Regions from separate parts of the Homo sapiens genome. Here region 1 is linked to region 2. A link is an interaction called in ENCODE POLR2A ChIA-PET data of the cell type or tissue named here. Cell type or tissue: GM12878. All regions are shown on one strand.

What was found. ChIA-PET counts read pairs that join two places held together with the same protein. Peaks named below come from ENCODE experiments on the same cell type or tissue, not always from the same donor. Only the 100,000 strongest peaks of a DNase experiment are listed, where the experiment ranks them.
Region 1: POLR2A ChIA-PET joins it to region 2 with 5 read pairs; 3 of 35 experiments call an interaction of 5 or more read pairs at or near these places.

Annotation. Positions count from the first base shown.
Region 1 is chr7:99,377,324-99,385,323 of GRCh38, forward strand. All of the region lies in intron 1 of ARPC1B (actin related protein 2/3 complex subunit 1B), which reads left to right. Among named protein-coding and RNA genes, the nearest start is that of ARPC1B, 6.6 kb to the left of the region's middle. RefSeq lists enhancers at 2,674-2,993, 3,594-3,913. In GM12878, no CTCF peak of the experiment used is centred here; DNase peaks (open chromatin) are centred at 1,928, 3,048 and 3,808; H3K4me3 peaks cover 3,997 bases; H3K27ac peaks cover 4,677 bases.
Region 2 is chr7:100,064,002-100,072,001 of GRCh38, forward strand. It overlaps ZSCAN21 (zinc finger and SCAN domain containing 21), which reads left to right. Exons shown (of 4, transcript NM_145914.3): 4 at 1-1,039. The coding sequence ends at 616. ZNF3 (zinc finger protein 3) reads right to left here. Exons shown (of 6, transcript NM_032924.5): 6 at 5,972-8,000. The coding sequence ends at 7,142. Among named protein-coding and RNA genes, the nearest start is that of ZNF3, 14 kb to the right of the region's middle. RefSeq lists a silencer at 1,885-2,179. In GM12878, no CTCF peak of the experiment used is centred here; no DNase peak of the experiment used is centred here.

The DNA.
Region 1 (8,000 bases), 690 kb before region 2:
TTTTTTTGAGACAGTGTCTTGTTCTGTTGCCCAGGCTGGAGTGTGGTGACACTACCTTGACTCACTGCAGCATCTGCCTCCCGGGTTCCAGTGATTCTCCTGCCTCAGCCTCTCAGGTAGCTGGGATTACAGGTACATGCCAATATGCCCGGCTAATTTTTATATTTTTAGTAGAGACGGGGTTTCACCATGTTGGCCAGGCTGGTCTCGAACTGCTGACCTCAGGTGATCCGCCCACCTCGGCTTCCCAAAGTGCTAGGATTACAGGCGTGAGCCACCGCGCCCAGCTTCTTCTTCTTCTTCTTCTTCTTTTTTTTTTTTATTTGGAGGTGGCGGAGTTTCACTCTGTCGCCCAGGCTGCAGTGCAGTGGCACAATCTCAGCTAACTGCAACCTCTTCCTCTCGAGTTCAAGTGATTCTCTTGCCTCGACCCCCCGAGCAGCTGGGATTACAAGTGCCCACCACCAAGCCCAGATAAATTTTGTATTTTTAGTAGAGAGGGTTTTACCATGTTGGGCAGGCTGGTCTCAAACTCCTGACCTCAGGTGATCCACCTGCCTCCGCCTCCCAAAGTCTGGGATTACAGGTGTGAGCCACCGCACCCGTCGGTTGATAGGTCTTTTCTAATATTAATAATTACGTAGCATCTCAACATGTTAATGTCATAATTTACTCTTTCCATATTGTCACCTGGGTTTTTCCACACTGTCACCATTATAAAGACAGCTATTATAAACATGTTTGCTTTATTTTTTAGATGAGGTTTCACTCTGTCACCCAGGCTGGAGTACAGTGACGAGATCTCGGCTCACTGCAACCTCCACCTTCCCAGCTCAAGGAATCCTCCAGCCTCAGCCCCTCAGATAGCCAGGACTACAGGCGTACAGCATCACATCCCGCTAATTTTTTTTTTTTTTTTGGTAGTTTTTATAGACACAGGGTTTTGCCATGTTGCCCAGGCTGGTCTCCGAACTCCTGGACTCAAGTGATCCACCTGGCTTGGCCTCCCAAAATGGTGGGATTACAGGCGTGAGCCATGGCACCCCACCTGTTTGCTTTTAAAAAAGAAAAATGGGGCCAGGCGTGGTGGCTCACACCTGTAATCCCAGCACTTTGGGAGGCCGAGGCGGGTGGATCACAAGGTCAGGAGTTCGAGACCAGCCTGTCCAACATGGTGAAACCCCATCTCTACTAAAAACAAAAACAAAAATTAGCTGGGCGTGGTGGTGGGCACCTGTAGTTCCACCTACTGGGGAGGCTGAGACAGGAGAATTGCTTGAACCTGGGAGGCGGAGGTTGCAGTGAGCCGAGAATGCACCACTACACTCCAGCCTGGGCGACAGAATGAGACTACATCTCAAAAATAAAAAAGAAAAAGAAAGAAAAATGTGTTGCTGTTTTCTTAGGACCAAATGGGTGTATGTGACCAAAGAATGTTAATTTTCTTTTTCTTTTTTTTTTTTTTTTTTTTGAGATGGAGTCTTGCTCTGTCCTCCAGGCTGGAGTGCAGTGGCGCAATCTCGGCTCACTGCAAGCTCCGCCTTCCGGGTTCACGCCATTCTCTTGCCTCAGCCTCCCGAGTAGCTGGGACTACAGGCGCCCGCCACCACGCCCGGCTTAATTTTTTGTATTTTTAGTAGAGACGGGGTTTCACCGTTTTAGCCAGGATGGTCTCGATCTCCTGACCTCGTGATCCACCCACCTCGGCCTCCCAAAGTGCTGGGAGTATAGGCGTGAGCCACCACACCTGGCCAGAATGCTAATTTTCAAGTTCCTGTTAGTGTTATTCTGTTCTATTAATATTTGGTCCCACCCACTTGTTGAATTGAGTGCCCTTCAGAAGAATTAAACCAATTAGCAACAAATGACAATTTCTCCACAGCTCTGCTAGCATTGAATTTTGTGTGTTTTTGTTTTGTTTGGATGACTAACCGGTGCTTTAATGGTACCTTACGATTGTTTTCATGTGTGTTTCTTGACTTCACTCTGCGTGGTTGGTAAGACTTCAAGAGCAGAGCTGGAGAGGGAAGGATAGGGGTAGGAAGGGCTCTGACCCAGCATAGGAAGTTGAGTAACCGCTTAGCACGGTGCAAATTAGCCTGCTGGCTGCTCTATCCAAGAACTGCCTGAGCTGGGTGGGGACTTCCCAGAGCGCCTGTAATGCTGAGATCTTTCCTCCAGGCAACTCCTCCTTGGTTTAGCCTCTGATACAGCCAAACCTCTGGATTCAGGGAAACCTAAGGAAGCCAGGCAAGAAGGGTCCCGCAGCCTGTGCCTAGTCTAGCCCCAGCCTCATCTGGATTAAGATGGGAGGGAAATATTGGCTGAGGGCACCCAGCCAGTATGAAGACAGCTAGAATGTAAACCCAGCACAGTAAGGGAGAGAGTATCAAGGCCCAGGACTTTAGAGTGCCTCACCACCACCACCCCGCCGCTGGGCAGCCTGAGGCTTTCTTTGCCTGGCACCACCATGCCTGGCTAATTTTTTTTTTTTTTTTCCAAGTGGAGACGGGGTTTTGCCATGTTGGCCAGGATGGTCTCAAACTCCTGACCTCAAGTGATCCACCCACCTCGGCCTCCGAAAGTGCTGGGATTACAGGCGTGAGCCACTGTGCCCGGCTATCCCCTCCTCTCTCTGGTTTCTTAACATCAAACAGGCCCACAGTGCTGGCTCACAGGGCCACAGTGATAGTGGGTTGGTGTCCTGGATCCCTCCCCCAGGAGCCATCACTGAGACCTTATGCTGTCAACACTGGTGGGTGAAGCAGCCCTCGTATTTTTCTCCTGAGACATCCAGAGCAGGGTAATTGGCAGGCGGGGGTGAGCACACGCTGGCTCACGCAGGCTTGGTAGGTGAGAGGTTTTCCTGAGGATGATGAAGTTGGAGTGTCCCCGGCTAGAATCCCTGAGGCAGGAGACTGGAGCCCTGTGGCAGCATTGGCTGAGAGAAGCCACTCCCTTTTTGCTCTCCCACTTCCTCACTGGTAAGATGTGGGGGTTGGGGAGTTATCGCAGAGGCGCTTTGGGTTTCAGCTGCTTTGCAGAAGTTATGGAAAAAGGGAAATGAGTCTTCCTGTCTCTCGCCCCCTTAACACTTCTTTGCCCCATTTAAGGGGTTTGTTCAACAGACTAGGAAGTATTTCTGCTAATTCATGCTGAAGTGTGATTGGCTGATAGGTGTGGTCTCAACCTCCCTCCTCTGCCAGTCACTAGTGTACCACTGTGGCCATCTTTTCCAGCCCCTCCTCTGCCCCTTGAGTATGTCTAGGTCCTAGAAACAGTGGTCAGGGCTCTTCAAGTCCTCTCGGTTGCCCTTGCCCACTGGCACACGTGGGGGTTGCTGTCTTCAGCAGAGCCAGCCACTCCGTCTTGACAGCCAGGGCAGAGATGTGGCTGGGCACACAGCAAGAATGTGACCACTGATGCTGGGATGTCAGAGTCTGTGCATCAACCCAGGGTTCTGAGTCTGGGCTCTCCCACCCTCATCCCCGGAGGTTCCTTCAGTCTGGGCCTCCTGGGGCTGAAAGGGAGGGAAAAATTGGCCTCAGCTGGAGTCCTGGGGCCAACCAGAGCCTGGGTGGAGTGTGAAAGTGGGCTTCTGGCCTTCACCCTGCCCCTGCCCTGCTGGTGACCTTGGACCATGGGGGTTGTCGGGGTGTAGATGAGCACCGTGAATCAGTCACAGGCCTTGAGCTTCTCTCTGCACAGTGCTGGCATCAGATGTGGGTGGTGATGTCCCAGCCTGGGAACACAGGAAACGCTCAGGGAAACCCCCATCAGACCTGCTGACATGGCTGAGGGCGCTGAGATGGTGCTTCCGGGGCCCTCACCTTACACAAAGAGGCCTTATAAGGAGAGAGAGGCTGCAGAGGCAGCCCCAGTGGGTGCCGGGTGCTTGTTCTGGGTAAGGCTGCCCACACGTGCAAAGTGTGCTTGTGGACACAGTGCGCTTGCGTGTGTGCAAGGCTGAACATACATGTGTGCAGGCCTGCAGTGTGCCTGTGTGTGAGGCTCAACACGTGCATGTGGGGAGTATGGTCATGTGTGCAAGGCTAAACATGTGCTTAAAGTGTGGGGAGGTGCAGTGTGCATGTGTGTGTGCAAGGCTTAACATGCAAAGTGTGCTTGTGTGTGTGAGGCTGAACACGCATGTGTTTGTGTGCGTGGCCTGACCCTGCGCTGCGTGTGTCTACTTGCTCAGCAAATGCTGACTGGGGACCCACCGGGGTCCTGTTCTAAGCATGGAGGAAACATGAGGTCCCTGCCCCGTGCATGTACACATGTGCATGTGTGTGTGTCCTGTGCTGCTCCAGGAATCTTCCAGGACATCCTGATACAAGTGAAAGCAAGCGGTTTGGATCTGGAGTGAGCAGGAGGTGGACAGGGCCTTCCAGGCAGTGAGCGCAGGGGGCTTTGTGTTGTGACCTCGGGCAGGCTGGTCACTGAGCCCTGTGGGGCCAAACTGCAGCCCCAGGCAAAGGTCGTTCTGCCTTTCCCTTGTGCCTGGGCCCAGATGCAGTGCAGGATGGGCCGGCCCCTGGGCAGGGCAGTGACGGGGCAGCCACCGGCCTCCTGGGGCATTCAGGGTTCCCAGTCCTGGTTGGCTCCCAGCCCAGGCCCTGAGACCCAACACAAAACTGCCAGTCTGGTGAGGGAGGCAGCCACATTATCTAATGGCTGTCACTGGTGACTCTGGGCAGGTGGCCTCAGCCCCCACATCTGTCATCTGGAGCTGACCTGGAGCCTGGCATCCCTCCCCAAGTGCAGCCAGGCCTCCCTGAAAGTCCAGGGCTGGTGGGAGTGTTGAAGTCAAGAATGTATACAGAGCACCTGGCCAGGCGCGGTGGCTCATGCCTGTAATTCCAGCACTTTAGGAGGCCGAGGCGGGCGGATCACTTGAGGTCAGGAGTTCAAGACCAGCCTGGCCAACATGGTGAAACCCTGTCTCTACTAAAAATATAAAAATTAGGCATGGTGGTGCGCACCTGTAATCCCAGCTACTCAGGAGGCGGAGGTTGGAGTGAGCCAAGACTGCGACATTGCACTCCAGGCTGGGCAACAGAGTGAGACTTCATCTCGAAAAAAAAAAAAAAAAAGGATACTTTTTTTTCTAGAGCTGGCAAGGAGGGAGTATCCAGAAAGTGCTGGATGGTACTAGTTAATACATTTTATTTTAGAGACAGGGTCTGGCTCTGTCACACAGTGGTACAATCATAGCTCACTGCAGCCTCAAACTCCTAGGCTAAGCAATCCTCCTGCCTCAGCTTCCTGAATACCTAAGAATACAGATGTGCACCACCACACCTGCAAATTTTTTTATTTAAATTTTTTGTAGAGATAGGGTCTCACTGTATCGCCCATGCTTGTCTTGAACTTCTGGCCTGAAGCAATCCTCCTGCCTAGGCCTCCCAAAGTACTGGGGTTACAGGCATGAGCCACTGCGCCTGGCCCTATTTAATAAAATTATTTATTTATTTATTATTTTTAAGTTATTTTTTCACACACATTCATTCCTAACCTTTTTTTTTTTTTTTTTTTTGAGACAGAGTCTTGCTCTGTTGCCCAGGCTGGAGTGCAGTGGTGTGATTTTGGCTCACTGCGACCTCTGCCTCTCAGGTTCAACAGATTCTCCTGCTTCAGCCTCCCAAGTAGCTGGGACTACAGGTGTGCGCCACCACGCCCAGCTAATTTTTGTATTTTTAGTAGAGACAGTCTTTCACCATGTTGGCCAGGCTGGTCTTGAACTCCTGACCTCAGGTGATCCGCCCGCCTCGGCCTCCCAAAGTGCTGGGATTACAGGCATGAGCCACCGTGCCTGGCCTCATTCCTAACCTATGTAATGATAATATTTTTGAGGGCTGGGTAGGGTGGCGTGAGCCTGTAGTCCCAGCTACTTGGGAAGCAGAGGCAGGAGGATCACTTGAGCCTGGGAAGTCGAGGCTGCAGTGAGCTGTGATCACACCACTGCACTCCAGCCTGGGCAACAGAGCGAGACCCTTTCTCAAATATACACACACACACACGTTTCTGAGAACGTACTCTGTTGGTCACTAATGGCAATGAAAAATTTGTTCAGCGGATATTTCTTGAGCACCTACTATGTGCTAAGCATTTAAGCAGTGGAAATAGAAACGAGAACAAGATAGAACAAAAATGTGTCTCTGCCAAGCTGGTTCTATTCCAGCAGGGGAGGAAGGCAGCGGGCCAGATCAGTGAGTGCATGTCTGATGGTGACTGCTGAGAAAATTTAATCGGAAATAGGGAATTACGAAGTGCCGGACCGTGGAAGGTGCTGCAGTTTCCAGGGAAGGCCTCCCCAAAAGTTGACATTTGAGTACAGACTTGAGTGGCAGCACCAGAGCGAGAGCCGTGTGTGCCGGTATCTGGGGGAAGAGTGTCACAGGCCTAGGGAACAGCCAGCACGGAAGCCCGAGGCAGGTGCATGCCTGTGTGCCCCAGGATTGGCCTCTGGTTGGCTGGGGAGGCCTGCTCCTCAAAGGGCTGGTATATCACATCCATCACAGGCTAAGAGTAACCGCCTCGTGGTTCCTCCTCATAGAGGCCAGGTGCGGTGTGTCATCTGCTTCCAGCTCTCAGCATCTCTGCTGGGAGGCAGGATTCCTGTTCCCATTTTACAGATGAGAAAACTGAGGTTAAAAGAAGGCAGGTGATGTGTCCCGGGGCATGTGGCTGGGCAAGCAGTGCCACTGGGCTCCTCCACTTCCAGGTCCCTGTGATGCTGGGAAACTGAGTCACGGAGGCGGGGAGAGATGTGTTTGAGGAATTGGGCTGAGACCGTGATCTCACCCCCGTCAGGCCTGGTGGGCTCCTTTGACACTCAGCGGCAGGTGGAGGAGGCTAGGGACAGGCTGGCAGGGGCTGAGCTGGGCTGACGGGAGGATGAGTCGCTGCCCTCTGCCAGGGTTCCCCTTCAGTGCTGGGGCTAGTCTAGAGGGCTGCAGTCAAACATCTCCCTCGTTCTGGCCGAGTGTAGTGGCTCACACCTGTAATCCCAAATACTTGGCAGGTGAGGAGGGAAGATCTCTTGAGCCTAGGAGCTTGAGACCAGCCTGGACAGCATTGTGAGACCCCCCTCTCTACAAACAAATCAAAAATTAGTTGGGCACAGTGGCACATGCTTGTAATCCCAGGAGTTCATGGCTGCAGTGAGCCATGATCACACCACTGCACTCCATCCTGGGCCACAGAGAGAGACCCTGTCTCAAGAAACAAAAATCTCCCTCCTTCAGTTCCCCAAGGCTGGGTCACCCTGGGGCCTCCCCAAGAGCCATCACCCAGGCCTCGCCTAGCCCTGTGCCTCCTCCCAGCCCTGGGTGCAGCCAGTGGATGTCTGGATGGAGAATGGGATGTATCTGTTAAATATCTGCCTTTGCCTCAGCCATGAGCCCCTGCAGACCGGCCACCTCCCTTCTCCCCGTCTGAGCAGTGTGGGGGAAGACCAGGGCTCTGGGCACGGCAGGGCCAACTGCCATGTGCTGGACACCTTTCTAGGTGGTTTATGAGATTACTTCATTTCTTTTTTTTTTTTTTTTTTCTGAGATGAGTCTTGCTCTGTCACCCAGCCTCCTGAGTAGTGGGGATTACAGGCAGGTGCCACCACACCTGGCTAATTTTTTTTTTTTTTTTTTTTTTTTTTTTTGAGACGGAGTCTCACTCTGTCGCCCAGGCTGGAGTGCAGTGGTGCGATCTCGGCTTACTGCAAGCCCCGCCTCCCAAGTTCACGCCATTCTCCTGCCTCAGGCTGGGACTACAGGTGCCCGCCACCACACCCGACTAATTTTTTGTAGTTTTAGTAAAGACGGAGTTTCACCATGTTGGCCAGGCTGGTCTTGAACTCCTGGCCGCAAGTGATCCGCCTGCCTCGATCTCCCAAAGTGTTGGGATTACAGGCATGAGCCACCGGGCCTGGCCTGGATGACTTCATCTTCATCCCATCCTTAATGGGGCAGGGGAAGTTGGGTGGGGGGGGGGGGGTCGTC
Region 2 (8,000 bases):
ACCTACCCCAGGAGAGAGACGTTATATATGTGCTGAATGTGGCAAAGCCTTTAGTAATAGCTCAAATCTCACCAAACACAGGAGAACACACACTGGGGAGAAACCTTACGTGTGCACCAAGTGTGGGAAAGCTTTCAGCCACAGCTCAAACCTCACCCTCCACTACAGAACACACTTGGTGGACCGGCCCTATGACTGTAAGTGTGGAAAAGCTTTTGGGCAGAGCTCAGACCTTCTTAAACATCAGAGAATGCACACAGAAGAGGCGCCATATCAGTGCAAAGATTGTGGCAAGGCTTTCAGCGGGAAAGGCAGCCTCATTCGTCACTATCGGATCCACACTGGGGAGAAGCCTTATCAGTGTAACGAATGTGGGAAGAGCTTCAGTCAGCATGCGGGCCTCAGCTCCCACCAGAGACTCCACACCGGAGAGAAGCCATATAAGTGTAAGGAGTGTGGGAAAGCCTTCAACCACAGCTCCAACTTCAATAAACACCACAGAATCCACACCGGGGAAAAGCCCTACTGGTGTCATCACTGTGGAAAGACCTTCTGTAGCAAGTCCAATCTTTCCAAACATCAGCGAGTCCACACTGGAGAGGGAGAAGCACCGTAACTTTCAAGCGCTCCTGTTGTTGTCGTTGTTTTAAACTTTAGAATCTGAAAACCAGAAAGAAGTCTTGTCATTGCAGCAGCATCGATTCCGGTGATAGAGTTTGTATCACTCAACATCAGGGGATGCCTGAGGAGTGCGAGCTCCACAGCAACATGGCAGGCAGGAGGTCCTCAGAAGGTGTCAGGAGGTTCCACACTCGCCAGTTCACTGGAGCAGAGTCCCTTCGCCACACTTAGGGTCCCAGTAAGCCATGCCAGCATTACCTTTTGCGTAGTTAAACAGACGTGTATCCAGTCTAGTTAAGGAAGAAACATTAAGATTGTTTAATTTTTAACATATATTCAAGAATTTTAATTTGTAAAGAATTGAGCCACATTGAACACAATTGAATGAGATTCAGAATAAACTTATAACATCTTGTAATGCCTCAGGACTATTATTATAACAAATGATGTGTTGGTTATTGAATACTTACAGATGGAGAAAACTATTCCTACTGGTTTAGCTTTTAGAAAATTTGGATTTGGGGGTCAGGCACGGTGGCTTACGCCTGTAATCCCAGCACCTTGGAAGCCTGAGGCGGTCGATCACCTCAGGTCAGGAGTTCGAGACCAGTCTGGCCAAAATGGCGAAACACTGTCTCTACTAAAGATACAATTAGCTGAGCATAGTGGCGGGTGCCTGTAGTCCAAGCCACTCGGGAGGCTGAGGTGGGAGAATCGCTTGAACCCGGGAGGCAGAGGTTGCAGTGAGCCAACATTGCGCCACTGCACTCCAGCCTGGGTGACAGAACGAGACTCTGTCTCAAAAAAAAAAAAAATAAAGCGAATGCTTTCACTAGATAATAACTGCATACCAAGAGCCAGGGGCCATGTTGAACTGTGCCGGCACAGCTGTTGTGGATGAGTTTGTGGCAAACAACCATTATCAGCCACAACTCGTCGGTTTTTTACAGAAGCCATACAGAAAGAGTGTCTTTTGCGTCTTTGAGGGCAGCAATAATCACTTCAGTTCCATTCAGGGTGTGGTATTGTTTCTTGCCACTTTGATTGGCTGGGGAAGGGCAGGGTGTGCAGGAGTTTCCACTTGACCCTTCTGCCTATGACCTAAGCTACAGGTTAAGTAAACAATGTGCTGGGCATCTGTCCCCCTGCTAAACATATCCCAATTATCTTCTCAGGGACATGGCCATAGGGTGAGTCTGTTCCCACTGGGCCCACTGAGATGGATTTGGGCCAGGACTCCATTTATCAGCTGACCTGTGTCTGGAGGGCAATGGTAAGTTTTAGATCCGTGTCATACTAGATCCTGTATCAAAAAGCCTCAAAAGGCCTGGGCATTCTGTTTTCTTAGTACGTTACTCTAGTGAACAGCCACAGGTCCTTTGGGGAAATATTTATTGCATAATACTCGTGGTACAGTTGGAAGGTCTTCAAAGAAACCCAGACTCCCCTTAACTTGATGGATTCCAGATCTCAGAACTGGCTCAGATCTGGAAAGCAGCAGCAGGATTGCAATTTCCCATTGTAACAGCCGGTATCAGCCTTCTCATCAACTCTTGGGATTTTTTGTTTATACAAATCAAAGCCTTATCCTGTTGGCTGAAAGTTTTTGTTAAGAACACCAAGGGTTATTAGTCAATGCCACAGTTCTCTGTGGGTCAAGACACCCTAGTGGGCTGTGCACAGTGGCTCATGCCTATAATCCCAGCACTTTGGGAGGCTGATGCAGAAGGATCGTTTGAGCCCAGGAGTTCGAGACCAGCCTGGGCAACATAGTGAGATCCCATCTCTCTTGTTTTTTAAATTCATATTTAATTTAAACAAAAATAAGGCCGAGCGTGGTGGCTCACGCCTCTAATCCCAGCACTTGGGAGGCCGAGGTGGGCGGATCACGAGGTCAGGAGATTGAGACCATCCTGGCTAACAAGGTGAAACCCCATCTTTACTAAAAATACAAAAAAAAAAAAATTAGCTGGGCGTGGTGGCGGGCACCTGTAGTCCCAGCTACTCCGGAGGCTGAGGCAGGAGAATGGCATGAACCTGGGAGGTGGAGGTTGCAGTGAGCCGAGATCACGCCACTGCACTCCAGCCTGGGCAACACAGTGAGACTCCATCTCAAACAATAAATAAATAGGCCGGGTGTGGTGGCTCACGCCTGTAATCCCAACACTTTGGGAGGTTGAGGCAGGTGGATCACCTGAAATCAGGAGTTTGAGACCAGCCTGGCCAACATGGTGAGACCCTGTCTCTACTAAAAATGCAAAAATTAGCCAGGTGTGGTGGCGTGCGCCTGTAGTCCCAGCTACTCAGGAGGCTAAGGCAGGAGAATTGCTTCAACCTAGGAGGCAGAGGTTGCAGTGAGCCGAGATTATGCCATTGCACTCTAGCCTGGGTGACAGAGTGTCAAGATTCCATCTCAAAAAAAAATCACCCTAGTTGCCACTCTGGCCTGGTTGCCCATCATGGTAATTGTGTCCACTTTGCCTGTGATAGCTCAGTGCTGCCGCCTGGCCTCTGTTGACCAGTCATCCCATTAATAACAGGGAACTCTGTTCTGTGGCAGAATCTCCTACTATTAACCCTGCTGAGGCAGCTGTCACTGAACAATCCCGGTGCTCCCCTCACTTCATCCTTTATTGTCTGAGTGAACGGGAAGCTATTTGGGCCTTCCGAGATAACATAGGTGTTTGGTTCTCAGATCTCGTGTAAGAAATTCATTTTAACACACGCTGAGTCTGCTGACACCCTTTCTCTGCTCATCATTTTAGCAGCTCTACCTCATTTACTGTAGGCCATCATTCCTCGCCAAGTATTGGATTTTTTTCTTTTCAGAGAGACAGGGGTCTCATTATATTGCCTAGGCTAGTTTCCAACTCCTGGGCTCAAGCAGTCCTCCCATCTCAGCTTCCTGAGTAGCTGGGACTACAGATGTGTGCCACCACGCCCAGCTAATTTTTATTTTTGTAGAGACTGGGTCTCACTATGTTGCCCAGGCTGGGCTTGAACTCCTGAGTTCAAGCGATTCTCCTGCCTTACCCTCCCAGAGTGCTGAGATTACAGGCGTGAGCCACTGCACCCAGCTGATTAATACATGAAAACCACTCGGAAAAGAGCCAGGCAACGCTGACACAGAGTATATGCCATGTATCAGCTACTGCTACCATCACTTGCAAATCCCATCTCCTCTACAATCTCAACTCTGAAAACAGTATCATTCCACTCCATCTTTACTGAACCTGCCCAGGCTTGATGCTGGTTAGATGGAGGAGGATGAGGAGTATAATCAAAGAAAACTTACAAAATTTTGATCCTGACAGGTTTACAGAAATTTTAAGAGGGGGCAATAAATGGGAAAGTGGGATCTGGTTTGAAACATACTATGAAACTGTAGAAAGTCCAGGTGTAACTGCTCTGCAGTCCACTGGAGACCCACGACTGAGGCTTGGGAGAGCCATCAGGACATGGGCAGGTTTTTTTCTTCTTCTTCGAGACAGTCTCGCTCTGTCACCCAGGCTGGAGTGCAGCAGCATTATCTCAGCTCACTGCAACCTCTGCCTCCTGGGTTCAAGTGATTCTCCTGCCTCAGCCTCCCGAGTAGCTGGGATTACAGGCATGTGCCACCAAGCCTAATTTTTCTATTTTTAGTAGAGACAGAGTTTTACCGTGTTGGCCAGGCTAGTCTCAAACTCTCACCTCGTGATCCGCCCGCCTTGGCCTCCCAAAGTGCTGGGATTACAGCCATGAGAACACAGATTTAAAATTTATTTGCATAGGCTGGGCGTAGTGGCACATGCTTGTAATCCCAGCACTTTCGGAGGCCGAGGCAGGCAGATCATGAGGTCAGGAGTTCAAGACCAGCCTGGCCAACATGGTGAAATCCCGTTGTCTATTAAAAATACAAAAGTTAGCTGGGCGTGGTGGTGGGCGCCTGTAATCTCAGATACTAGTGAGGCTGAGGTTGCAGTGAGCCGAGATTGGTCCACTGCACTCCAGCCTGGGCAAGAGCAAGACTCCATCTCAAAAAAAAAAAATGGCAATCTATAAAGTAATTTCATTTCATTTTTGAGACTGTCTTGCTCTGTTATCGTGTGGTGGTGCAATCACAGGGGCTCACTGCAGGCTCAACTTCCTAGGCTCAAGCAGTCCTCTCACCTCAGCCTCCCGAGTAGCTGGGACCACAAGTGTGCACCACCACACCCAGCTAATTTTTTTTTTGAGATGGAGTCTCACTCTGTTGCCCAGGCTGGAGTACAATGGAGCAATCTTGGTTCACCGCAACCACTGCCACCTGCATTTAAGCGATTCTCCTCCCTCAGTCTCCTGAGTAGCTGGGATTACAGGCACGTGCCACCACACCTGGCTGATATATATATATAATTTTTTTTTTTTTAGGAGAGAGAGCATTTCACCATGTTGGTCAGGCTGGTCTCGAACTCCTGACCTTGTGATCCGCCCACCTCGGCCTCCCAAAGTGCTAGGATTACAACTGTGAGCCACTGCGCTCAGCCCTAATTTTTTTTTTTTAATTTTGTTGTAGAGATAGGGTCTTGCCACGTTGCCTAGGCTGGTCTGAAGAGATTCTACTGCCTTGGCCTCCCTAAGTGTTGGGATTATAAGCATGAGCCACTGTACCTAGCCTATAAAGAAATTTTAGGGCCAGGCATGGTGGCTCACGCCTATAATCCCAGCACTTTGAGGCTGAGGCCGGCAGATTGCTAGAGCTCAGTTTAAGACCAGCCTGGGCAACATGGTGAAACCCCATCTCTACTAAAAATACAAAAATTAGCTGGGGCGTGGTGGTGCACACCTGTAGTCCCAGCTACTCTAGAGACTGAGGCACGGGAAGTGCTTGAACCCGGGAGGCAGAGGCAGCAGTGAGCCAAGATGGTGCCACTGCATTCCTGCCTGAGCAACAGTGCTAGACTCTGTCTCAAAAAAAAAAAAAAAAAAAAAATTAAGTCAACTTTCAAATTCCATTTATAGTTACCAACATGTCTTGTCTTTTTTTTTTGAGATGGAGTTTCGCTTTTCTTGCCCAGGCTGGAGTTCAATGGCGCGATCTCAGCTCACCACAACCTGCGCCTCCCGGGTTCAAGTAGTTCTCCTGGCTCAGCCTCCTGAGTAGCTAGGATTATAGGCATGTGCCACCATGCCCGGCTAATTTTGTGTTTTTAGTAGAGACGGGGTTTCTCCATGTTGGTCAGGCTGGTCTAGAACTCCAGACCTCAGGTGATCTGCCTGCCTTGGCCTCCCAGAGTGCTGGGATTACAGGCATGAGCCACTGCACCCAGCCAACATGTCTTGTTTTAACTGAAATATATGGTCCAAACATTGCACAAAACCACACTCAATCTCTTCTGAAAAACTATTCTGTTTAATAGTGCACTTCATTTATGCTACAGGATGAGCAGGGTTGGGAAAACACAATGGAAGGTCATCCCGTCGGTTGGGAAAACTCGGGGAGTGCCATCCTCACCCAGCAACGAGCTCTGCTACCAGGCTCAGGCACAGCCTGCCTTCTCTGGGCTTCGTTTTTTTGTTTTTTTGTTTTTTTTTTCTCCCTTTTGGGCTTTGCTCTTTCTCTGCATTAATCTTCAGCTGCTGAAGAGTCAGAGGTGGAGGCAGGAGTGGTCTGGCTCCTGGGGCTGGGTGTCAGAGGTGAGAGGGCAGGGCAAGCAGGCCAAGTGAGCTCCTTGAAAGCATCCTTACCCAGGCATTTAGAGAAAATCATTTTCATCATTGGAGTGGGAAGAGGACAAGAGAGGACAGCAATCAGAGGCCAACGCTAAGTGCTTCTGACCCTCTCCCTCACAGCCGGTTACTAGCTGTTTGGACAGATTTGCCCATTCAGCCCCAGGACAACTGGGGGGGATGGCAGGGGGTCTGCTGGCAATATCACCAGGTTTCTCTTGGAAACATGGTCTGGCTGCTCCAAGAGCCCTAAAGGACACCATCATCACAGATGATGATTCTGGAATCTCTTCTACCCTCAATAAAATAATCCCTCAATGCCAAATTTCCATAATTAACGAAATCATGAAACAAAACAGCATGTTTCTTACCGAAACTTAAAGCTGGACTAGGAACAGTAGCTTTGAAATAGTCTCCCTTTACCCTCCCTAGCAAATAACAGGACCCAGAGCGTCCTTTCCACTGCTGTCTGTGCTGACTACGCGGACTCCAACTAAAGGAATCCATCGAATTCTGTCCCGACTGTGCTTCCATCCCCACCTTGGAAAGGTTCCTCTGCTGTGAGAAAAACAGTTTAGTGCAAACTCCTTTCCTAAATGGGGTAACTGGTCCCAGAGCTGCTTTCTATTCCCAGCACGCCATCCACTTGCCTTGACGCTTTCTAAGGCTGGTGTGATTTCTGGGAAAATTCAACGATTTGCCCCATCTGCCCCATTCTCTAAAATGAAAAGTCTGAGTTGAAAGGGACACATCCTAAGCTGTTGAGATTTATAGGGTAAGGCAAGAGCTCTTGAGACTCAGGGAAAGTGAGGAAAATGGGTGTGTGGCTCTTTCACGTGGACTCTCTGATATTTAACTCGGTCGTAACTCTGAGGGAGCTTTTGCTCATGCCGATCCCATTCAAAGGCTTCTCTCCAGTGTGAATTCTCTGATGGCGAACAAGAGCCGAGCTGTACCTGAAGGCTTTCCCACACTCACTACATTCATAGGGGTTCTCCCCGGTGTGGATTCTTTGATGCTGAATAAGGCCTGAACTGTAGGTAAACTTTCCTCCACATTCCATACATTCGTAGGGCTTCTCTCCAGTGTGGATTCTCTGGTGCTGATAGAGGTGTGAGCTCTGGCTGAAGGCTTTCCCACATTCATTACATTCATAGGGTTTTTCTCCAGTGTGGATTCTCTGATGGTGAATAAGGGTTGAGCTCCTGCTGAAGGCCTTCCCACATTCATTGCAGGCGTAGGGTTTCTCACCAGTGTGGATTCTCTGATGGTGGGTGAGGGTGGAGCTCCAGCTGAAGGTCTTCCCACACTCATTACATTCATAGGGTTTCTCCCCCGTGTGGATCCTCCGATGCAGAATGAGGGCAGAGCTACAGCTGAAGGTTTTCCCACAATCACTACATTCATAAGGTTTTTCCCCAGTGTGGATTCTCTGATGCTGAATAAGGTGTGAGCTCTGGCTGAAGGCCTTCCCACACTCATTACATTCATAGGGCTTTTCCCCAGTGTGGATTCTCTGATGTTGAATAAGGTCTGAAGTTCGATTAAAGCTCTTGCTACATTCATCACACTTATGGGGTCTGTCTCCCACGGGGAGTCTCTGATGTGAGATAAGGTTGGAATTCACAGTGAAGCTGTTCCCAAAATCATTATATTTCTCGCTTCTCTCTCCCCTGGGGGTTAGCTTCTCC